Linked DNA regions of Homo sapiens: region 1 is linked to region 2. The links are chromatin loops, found by intact Hi-C in ENCODE. Cell type or tissue: gastrocnemius medialis. All regions are shown on one strand.

The links. A loop is a pair of places that touch in the nucleus more often than their neighbours do. Peaks named below come from ENCODE experiments on the same cell type or tissue, not always from the same donor. Only the 100,000 strongest peaks of a DNase experiment are listed, where the experiment ranks them.
Region 1: a loop joins it to region 2, with 4 times the contacts of the local background. A loop is called at or near these places in 2 of 110 quality-filtered maps.

The regions. Positions count from the first base shown.
Region 1 is chr5:109,909,954-109,914,953 of GRCh38, reverse strand. It overlaps LOC105379119 (a long non-coding RNA gene), which reads right to left. Exons shown (of 3, transcript XR_948667.3): 2 at 3,431-3,505; 3 at 2,683-3,157. Among named protein-coding and RNA genes, the nearest start is that of LINC01848, 29 kb to the right of the region's middle. In gastrocnemius medialis, no CTCF peak of the experiment used is centred here; no DNase peak of the experiment used is centred here.
Region 2 is chr5:110,084,661-110,089,660 of GRCh38, reverse strand. No RefSeq gene overlaps it. Among named protein-coding and RNA genes, the nearest start is that of LINC01848, 200 kb to the right of the region's middle. In gastrocnemius medialis, no CTCF peak of the experiment used is centred here; DNase peaks (open chromatin) are centred at 1,640, 2,520 and 2,834; H3K27ac peaks cover 508 bases; H3K27me3 peaks cover 629 bases.

The DNA of each region.
Region 1 (5,000 bases), 170 kb after region 2:
AAGTCTGCAAGCATATCTGGTGTAAGAGCAGAAGAAGGGCTGGACTTGTGAGGTGGAGAATGGAGGAGATCCACAAGAAAAGAAGAAAGATGGTTTCTGCCAGGCTGTTCTAGGAAAAGAGAAATAGAGTGAACCCTGTTGCTTCCCTCATCTTCTAAACGCTGCATTTCTTTATTAATCATTTTGCTCTGTATTCACCATGCATTTCACTGTGGCCAGAAATGTTATTTAAGCTTATAATTTGTACTTTGGTTATTGTTGACACTTAAATGAATATTGAATAGTGATGACAATTGTGTGTATAGAAGCACCATCCAGCGGACTGATGAAGGGAAAACCTACATGCCACACCAAAAATGCCTTATGAGGCCCAGTTTTCAGGATTCAGCTTCACATACTCCCTGGCTTTTCAATATTACACAGTAAAACTGCAAATCAGAAAGCATGAACAATGTGCTTTCCAAATTTATTGGTTTTGATAGGCACTGAAAAATATCTTTAGGATTTCGATATAAGGTGGGGTAAGCTGGCTGCTTCTGAGGTCAAAAGAATGTAACCCCATTAACAACAAGAGGAAGAGAACAAGAATGCTTTGCTCAGTAGAGTGTTCCATAAAGGGTTTGTCAAAATTTCTCCTGGAGAGAGAGCAATTTGCACACTATTTCCCTTGGTTTTATTTTGTGTTGTCTCAAAGGTCCACTGTGAAGAAGATTCTAAACAGAATTAACCTTGGAGAGAAAAGTAGCAACTTTGGTATCCATTGTTTTTTACATCATATATACCATTTCCTTTCTCTGACCTTCAGCGTTAGTTAGAAGGCAAGAGCAGAAGACAGAATTGTACTTTGAAAGCTCAAGAGGCTTTTGTTGTTCACGTTCAAGAGTGAAGTCTAGATCTCCCTGCTGAAAGAGCTCCCTGCCTGTGCTAGATTAAAACAATCAGGATGCTTTTCTCTGTAGAATGAACATTTTTGCCATTCAGTGAGATTCCATTTTCCTTCAAAAGGTCTGCCTGGCAAGGTTAGCACCACATGTGTGAACTCATATTCTCACATGGTGGTCAAAACCATGCTTGTTAATTAGATGCCATCATGGTTTGGGTGAATGGTTACAATCACTTTCCATTTGTCTCGTTAGCAACTTCACTCTTGGAGTCAGGCTTCCAGCTGCCCGGGGAGGACAATCTAGAAAGAGTTAAAAAGACCCTACTACCCTTGTCCATAGATATATGCAGCAACCAGGAGCTACTGGCCAGAAATGTGGCCATTTTCAATGTGTTTGTTGTCATTATTTTGCAGAGTACCATAACCCCTTCAAGGAGTTCTGTATTTTGTATCAGCAAACATATATTAAGAGTCTTCCATGCACAGGCATTGTGGGAGATAGAGGAATACAATAGCCTATACTATACAGAGTTTTCTTGGAAGGTGGTTATGTGTCAGTAACAATAATCCAGGGGAAAAAGTATAAGCGTCTTAAGAGTGTTTCAGATAAAATGCTATGAGAATTCAAAAGGGGAAGTTATTGATTACTTCTGGCATTTGAGCTGTGCTTTAAAGGGTAAGTATAATTTGGACCTATCTGGAAAGCATTTCAGAGGCATTGTCATTTGAAAGCTTTCTATTTTTACAGTAAATATTCTAAAATAAATAGGTGGGCTTTTTTTGTTTGTTTGTTTTTCAGATGAATTTTCACTGTGGCAAGAGTGGCCTGGAGCGAGCAAGTATTTCAAAGAAGACACCAGACAGTGGGAAAGCACAAGCTGGACCCATGAACTTTCTGGATTCACATTTTCACTTACAATAGGCAAAACTTTGACAACCTCAGATATAAGTGATAGAAACAGAAGTTTTTCAGTAACTTTTTTGGGAGGTATGTGACCAGTGGAGATACGTTCAAACTCCTGTCCCAAAGCAGAAGGGGGCCCACAGTACTATCTCTGGCTGGGCATTAGAGCCTTATGGAGGGGTTGCTCTGCAGGCTAGAAGTATAGGTACAGAAGGTAGCACCTGGGCCTAGAGACTGGATATGTGAGCAGGCTAGCCTGCTAGAGTTGTCAATCTAAAGACAACATGGTGAGGCCATAGTGAATCTAGAGCATGAGATCAAGTCCAGCAGTTCCCTGAGGTACTAAGGCTGACCACAGGACTCATAATATTGTGCACAATGGACAAGGCCTGCAGAGAGCCAGGAGTCATGACAGTTGCACTTTCAGTCATGCAATGTAATGATGGACCCTTCAGCAAGCCTGCAAATAAGACAGGAGACTCTCCAGGAAATGGGTGCCCACCTGGGTCAGGCACACTGGTCCGGCTATGGAGATTCTGAAATTTGCATGTGCCACCACAGGATGAAGCTGTTGCCCTGCAACTCAGTGGGGTTGTGCCAACAGGAAAGGCTCACTTGGTAGCATCATGGAAGCAGGTTGTTCAAAGAAGCATTTGTTAGAAGGTGAAGGGGAAATGCCTAAATTCTCCTCTGAGGCCTAAAATCAGAGCAGGGAGAAGTGCTGCTGGCATTGCCGAAGGAATTTTAACCAGTGGGGGACAACAAGAGAGACTGAAAAGTGCAGCCAGGTCCATCCTGTGCCTGGAACAACCTGTAGGTCACAGAATCTACACTTTCTTAGTGACACAGTGTAATACAGTTAGTCCATCATGTTATCTAAGAACTCTTGTGGGGATGGGTACTGAATCTTACTTAGTTTATTGGTGTGAGTACTTTTGAAGTGAACAGACTAGTATTAAACTGCTTTGCTACCCCATTCAGAGAAATGCACAGGATTCTGAGTAGAAGCTTTAGCCAACAGAAGCATGACACCTCTGAATGTAACCGAGCCTTTTTTCCTTTCATTCTTTTTTGCTGGCATTTTTAACCCATGAATCATGAAAAAAATTTCCCCCTAAAGATCACTGTTTCATTAAATAGATAACCATCTTCCAGCCAACTCTGAGATCTGTCTGCCCATGGCCACAATGTCCAGATGCTAGGTTCCATCACTGTAATCTGGAGACACAGGCATCCATGCAATTCTTCCCCTGGTTCATAATGATATTTTGAAATACAATCTGCTATTTAAAACAGCTGTTGTTGATTTACTTGGGACACATGCTGATTTTACGTCAAACAGAATGTCATGTGAACTTCTCCAAGGAGTCCTAGGGAAAAAAAGAAGAGCACAGAAGATAAGAACAGCATTTATAAATGTTTGCCTACGTTGGAATCCCCAATATAAAATTTTTTGACACTCTGAGAAATAACATACCTATGTAACTGACTTAATATTTCTTATTCCATCCTCCAATCTCCTATGCTGATATGAGCAAGGAGAAAAAAGAAAAAAATCCCCTACTGACAGTGAAATGCTTGTTACACTGATGAAACCTTTGATAAATACTAAAAATATATATATTTTAAGGGACGTACCTTACCTCTTCAAGTCTTCTACTTCTGTTCCATCTTCTTTTCCCCTCAACCTCAACTAATTTCCATCATCATTATTTTCCCTGAAATTAATGCAAATTTATCTGATTTTAAAAAGATTTCTTGTGTAAAAAGCACTTCGAAGGCATAAAATGGGAATGGGGGCTTCCTTTTTCGCTTCCTATCTCCAGTAGCTAGCACAGAGCCTGGCATGTATGGGCATTTAACAAATTCCTAAATAATTAAGTTGAATAAAGAGTGCGGTTAGTACCCCAGAAAGGAGGAGCTGAGGACTCCCTAAGCAGAAATTAGCCTCTCCTTTAACATTATCCCCTCTCTCCTGCAGGTTGATGTTTATCTCCACGGTCCAGCTCTGTGATCACCTCCCTCATCTTGCCAGTCACCATCAGTAGGCCCCCCACCTTCCAGCACTGGGCCTCTCTGCTCTGCCTTGAGGTGTTATATCAGTCTGTGCCCCTGACTCTCAGTTCTGCTTTCTTCAATGTACTGGAGCCAACTCTCACCCTGGCTGGCTCTTTCACCAGCTCACCTCCATTCTCACCCTAATTGCTTCCATCCGCAGTCCCTACACTGACACATCCGTGTTTCAGGAAAGTGAATTACAAAAGAACCCAGGTTGGTTTTCGTTTGTTTGTTTTGTTTGTTTGTTTGTTTGCTTTTTTCAATTTTGCCCCAAAAGCCCATTCCAAAGCACATCCAAGTGGTCAGTTTCCCTTGTGGTGTATCCTTGTGATGTATTGGCATATCTAGGACTCCTTAGGGAGAAAAAAACCGCAGGAGTTATAAAGAATCAGCAACTACACAAACATGGCTACTGAACAACACTGTGAGAACAAACAGTAGTGCACTGGAGTTAGCCAACACAGCAGGCATTTTCTGATTCCATAAGGAAGACCTGATGTCCTTATGCATCAAAAGTTAAACATGACAAAGAGATTTTCAAAGAAATTTAGATGGTATGGTGAATTAATAAGATTTTTTAAAGTCACTATGAAGCATCTACTATATGCTAGTCTTATTTCAGATGCTGAGGATACAACAGTAAACTTCGCTTTCAGGGAACTTACCTTTACTTGGAAAGACTGAGAAAACAAAAAACAAAAGCAAGTTAAAAACAAAAAATAAATGATGTAACTTTAGACACTAATAGATGCTCTAAAGGAAAATTAATCAAGTTGAGAGATTGTGGCGACACAGCCGGGACTCAAGGACCATTTTAGGTCAGATGCTCAGGGAAGGACTCTGGATAAAATCCTTCAAAATCTGGAAGAGAAACTTCAGGCAGAGGAAACAGGAATTGCAAAGAGCCTGAGAAGAAAATAAGCCTGGCATGTTTAAGGAACCCAAGAAAGCTCAGATGACCAGAACAGAATGTGTAATGGGGACAAAAATAGAAAATAAAATTAAATCTGATGTGAGATTTATTGGCCAGTGTAAAGAATTTGAGTTGGAGGATTTTGAATGAGAAGTGAAAGAATCTCTTTGAGATTTTAAAAGATCTTTGAAGGTGATGTGTGGACACTGGATTTTGGGCAGTCTAGAGTGAAAGCAAAATCC
Region 2 (5,000 bases):
AATCACACACACATAAACATGCCTACATGCACAAAAATGAAATTATCTAAAGGGCATACTGAGATACTCAAAGGTGGAATTATTGACTCTACCAAATCTCAGAAAATTATTCAAAGTCATTCAAGAGATGCTACTGTGTCACTACCTTCTGCAAACAGCAACCTTCTTAGAAGGTAGTGGGAAAATTCAATGAGACTTTGATGACTTTGGGTTGATGACTTAGGAAAAGAATAGCAGCAGAGATACTTGCCAACTTTATTCTATTTATCTCCAGTGAGAACTAATAGTGCTATTCATTTTGAGTGACCCTAAATAGTTCTTTGCACTTGGATAATGCTTGTGCAGCCATTAAATTGACTGTTTGGGAACAAATGGGCAAACAAATGCCAGCAACGGGCCTCACCTTTGTCAGATCCTATCAGTTTCAGCTGGCACTGCCTTTCTATCACTGGCCTTCAAGAGAACATGTGACCCAACAGGCAGATAACTAATTTGAGAGTCACAGCAGTTAACTGCACTTTTTCAGCATCTTGTTCAAACTTGCCCACAGAAGCATGCCATGGGTAATGTGATGAGTTTTCAAATCAAAAAGACTTAAATTGGAAGCCCAGGTGGATATCTCATGGACTGAGTAACTTTAGATAAGTTGTACAACCTTCTGAATGTGTTTCCTCATCTGGAATATTTTCTACCACAAAAACCTGTTTTTACAAGTTTGTGTTCATGTATGTAAATTACCTACTAGAGGGCCTGGCAAGCCATAGTTGGTAGCAGTTCATTTCCTATAAAGTACTGTCAGCATTTCCATTCACCCTATGATGCTATGTTAGATAAATGCCAAATCTAGAAACACTTTCATCTAACAGAACAAAGCCATGAAAAGGTGAATGTCCTTAACAATGAACAATGACTGCTCATTAGTCAAAAATTGTGTTCATACAGCTTTTGAAAACTCATGATTTTTGCATGCACTAAAGCTATCTGTCTTTAAAACAGCAGATAAAATACTGAGCAAATGTTAAATTTAGACTTCACAAACAAGAGGACTTTCTGCATATCTGCTTTGTTTACCTTATATTCACACACATCTAAAAATTTCAAACAAGGTAGATTGCAATTAAGACAGAGTTTTTCTTAGTATCAGTTTTTATATCTTTAAAATGGGGATAGTGCAAATCTAATATGTTAGTCATGACACTTAATAATGTCAATAAAAGTGCTAAGTAAAATTTAGGATATTTTATGAGTTGTGAGCTCTTTGTACTACCAAGTCAAAAACAATTATTCTTTGTAATAGCAGTACCCAACTCAGAAATGTGGTAACTGTCTTTCTAAATTACATTGATTGTTTATACTGCAAAATTTAAAACACATGATATTTTAAGTAGCACAAAGAAATTACATCTATAAATATCCCTAAAATGGTAAAATGTAGCAAAATACTTTCTCATACTACAGAGAATATCCTAGTTTATAAAAAGTCGAAGTAAGGTTGTACAATGAACAAAAATAGCCAGATTTGTTTTATGTTTTTTTAAAGTTAACCAGCAGCTGACGGCGAATCAAATTCTTTTGTTTTGCAGCATTTAAGTGTGCAATGTGTTGAGCAATCACTTGTACAAAGCCCCAGATGCCCGATGAAATGTGCTAACAAGATTCTGTCTGCTCTGCAGAAGTTAGAAACTCTTGCACAACTGTTTGTTTTATTCCCTCGGCTCTAAAGTTTGTCAACTTTTGGTTCCCAGGTATAATCTACGTCTAAAATCTGCCAGTTTTACCATAATTAAACACATTCCCGTATCTATTCAAAGTACCAGGAGCAATAATTATAAAAGATTTATTCCTAATATAAAAATTATATAAAAATTATAATTATAATAATTATAAAAGATTTATTCATTTCATTGCAAATGTAATGAAAGATATGGGTCTTCTCTATATATACAGACACACACATATGCACAATCTTACCTGATACTTCAGGATTTGGCCATCCACATAATATAATTTAAGCATCCTTGATACAGAAGAAGCAGGTGTGTGTGGTTGTGAATTCGGAAAGGGCAAATAGTGAGTTCTATTTGTATAATATTCATCTTCTATATCCTATGACTAGCACAGTGGTCTGACAAGAGTAGATTTTCTGTAAATGTTGAATCAATAAAAGAATAATTGAAAACTAAAGTATAAAGAATAAGTGGAAGACAACTGAGAAGCCCTGATTGTCTATTACATAGAGAAATAACCAAATCCTCCCTTAAAAAACACTCACACAATATAAAATAGGTAATCTGTGAAGCTCTACTGATACTCTGTTAGCACTGCCGGCTTACTCCAGGGGCCAGGAGGAATTAACATAGTTTCACATAGTGACTGATTTACAGCAAAGAAAGAAATTGTGCCTGGAATCTATGAGTCTTTAGAGAGCACAGCTTTTACGTGGTTGCGCTGAGTGATGTGTCAATCCTTGACTCATTCACAAGTAACATTCTCATTTACTAGGCAATGACATCACAGCTGTTTTCTGCAAACCACAGAGGACTGAATGTGCCTCCCTGCCCACTTTGGCTGTCTGACAGCCTGTAGAATGTGTGCAGAGAAAGGCATTCACTAACTTACCATCCTCTCTTTTGGGCAGCAACATTATCTGAGACAATATTTTAACCACGTAGATTGTGACACCTACCTAATTGTTTGTGTCTGTTAATAGAAACCAGCCCAGAAATCTGTGTCAGTATTACCTATTCCCCTGACACCATTGGTATTCCAAGGAAACCCCAAATCTCCAGAGAAGATGTAGACATGCTCTTGTTCACAAATTTCTACTGTGCACAGCTGTGAACGTGAGGCAAACATACAAGACACTGACGTCTCTGGAAAGTAGAAGAGAAAGTAAAGTTTCTCCAGAGACTGGCCACCATGCAAGCTTCTTTTATTCTTTACCTTTCCCCTCATTTCTAATACAAAAGAGTATCATATATTTTAACTTACCCAATTCCTTTGGCTATCAGAAATCACAAGCAACAGCAACAGATGCAAATAAGAAGGTAATTTGTCATGATTATCTAAATTGTACGTATCAATCTGGTGCGAGAGTAGCCATAGTCCTTTCATACCTCCACAAATGATATGGGAAGGGTGTACAAAATTTGAGCAGATATAAACCATGTGTTGAAAATTTTTGTAATCAAACATTAACACCATGAATTACCTCTCTCTCTTCACTGATTCTTCATATATATACATATATATATATGTATATATATATTTGGAAATAGAAATACTTATATATATAAGTATATATATATATAAGTATATATATTTATATATATATATACTTATATATATATATATATATATAAAATATACATTTGGAAATACTCAGTCATTTAGTTTTCTCCAGGGGTTAATATCTACCCACCTGATGATTAAAATCCAATAGGACTGGAAATGTTTAGCTCTTCCTGCCTCTGTGTCCTCTAGTCTCCATCACCACTCTCACTTGCCTAACTTCAAAATGGCCCCAGGCTAAAAAAATGAAGAAGTCAAAGGATTAGACCATTTCTTTAGCAAGCACCATTTTCCCTTTCATTGAAGATGAAATTTAACAGGTGAAAGTGAAAACTGAGAAGAATGAGAAATTCCTTTATTTAGAACTCTGTAGAAACTTAACAGTACTAGGCAGCTGCTTTGAGGAGACATAGCAAGCTTATTTATTGTAAGTAAGAGGCAGCACAGAGAGGGTTGGGTAAAAACAACAAAACCTGTGTGCTCTTCCAGCCTCTTAGATTATTATGGTTTTAATATAATAATATGCTCTTTCCTTCGTTATGTTCGCACACACATTCTTGTGTGGAATAAATGATGTCACTAAATTAAATTTCATCTGGTAGCCCAGTTCACAGGGTCCAAAGGGTTAATTTTGTTCTCTTTCTTTCAAAAACAGGAAGGTCTGATTAAGAGTTCAATAACTAAATGATCTGAACTGTATTAGATATCACATCATTACTCCAACAATGACAGTTTTGAAGTTTCCTAGGCTTAGATATCACCAACAGCAGGCAGGGACATGGTGAAAATTAGCTTGGATTAGATTTTGGCTAAAAGCACATGTCTTCAGGGGACTCTTTCAGGTTTGTCAGCCTTTGGTCACTAGTGTCCCTGACATAGTACATGGGCTATATAACCTTGGCCAGGCCTTCAGTCTGTCTATGAAGGTAGAAGGGGATTCTGTCAATAAATCTCACCATACAAATACCTGAAGATGCCCCAACAGATCGCTGAAGAGCAAGTTCTGAATTTTAAAGATGTGCTTCCTTACTCTATAATTACAGAGCTGATGGTTAAGTCACAGAATGCTCCTGGGGAGCAACGAGGAACTTAAATAAGAAGATACGCTTCTTGTTACAAAACAATGTTGACTGCAGCTGTGTAATATAAACTTTCAAGACAAAAAGACATTTTATGAAAGCACAGACTCCTGGCTTCACATTCAGCATGTCCAGAGAAACAAATTTAAAAGCTACTAGACCATCCAAAGTAGAGAAAGCAAATCATTCAGAAAAGACCTATCTGACTTTTCACACAGCTAGTGATAAACATGTATTTTTAAATGAATCTATTTTGCTGGATGTATACCAGGTGCCAGATGCCATACTAAGCATTAAGCATATAGAAATAAAAAGCAAAGTCCAGCCCTTAAGAAATTCAGTGTATACTTAGAAAACGAATAAATGAAAAATTACAACATAACATTTATCAAATTTGCCCAAAATTCTGAAAAGTCATCTCCAGTAACTGACCATGTAAATTTTACTATATCCATAAAGAGAGGATCCATAAAGGGAGGATGTATTGACCTGAATTATTTATGGAAAAGCTGTGATAATGAGGATAAATGAATTCACCAGCCTTCTGATACCACAGAAGTCAAAGAATAGAATATATCCTAAGAAAAATATTAGTTTCTAAACATATTCCTGGTGCTATTTTAAAATTTT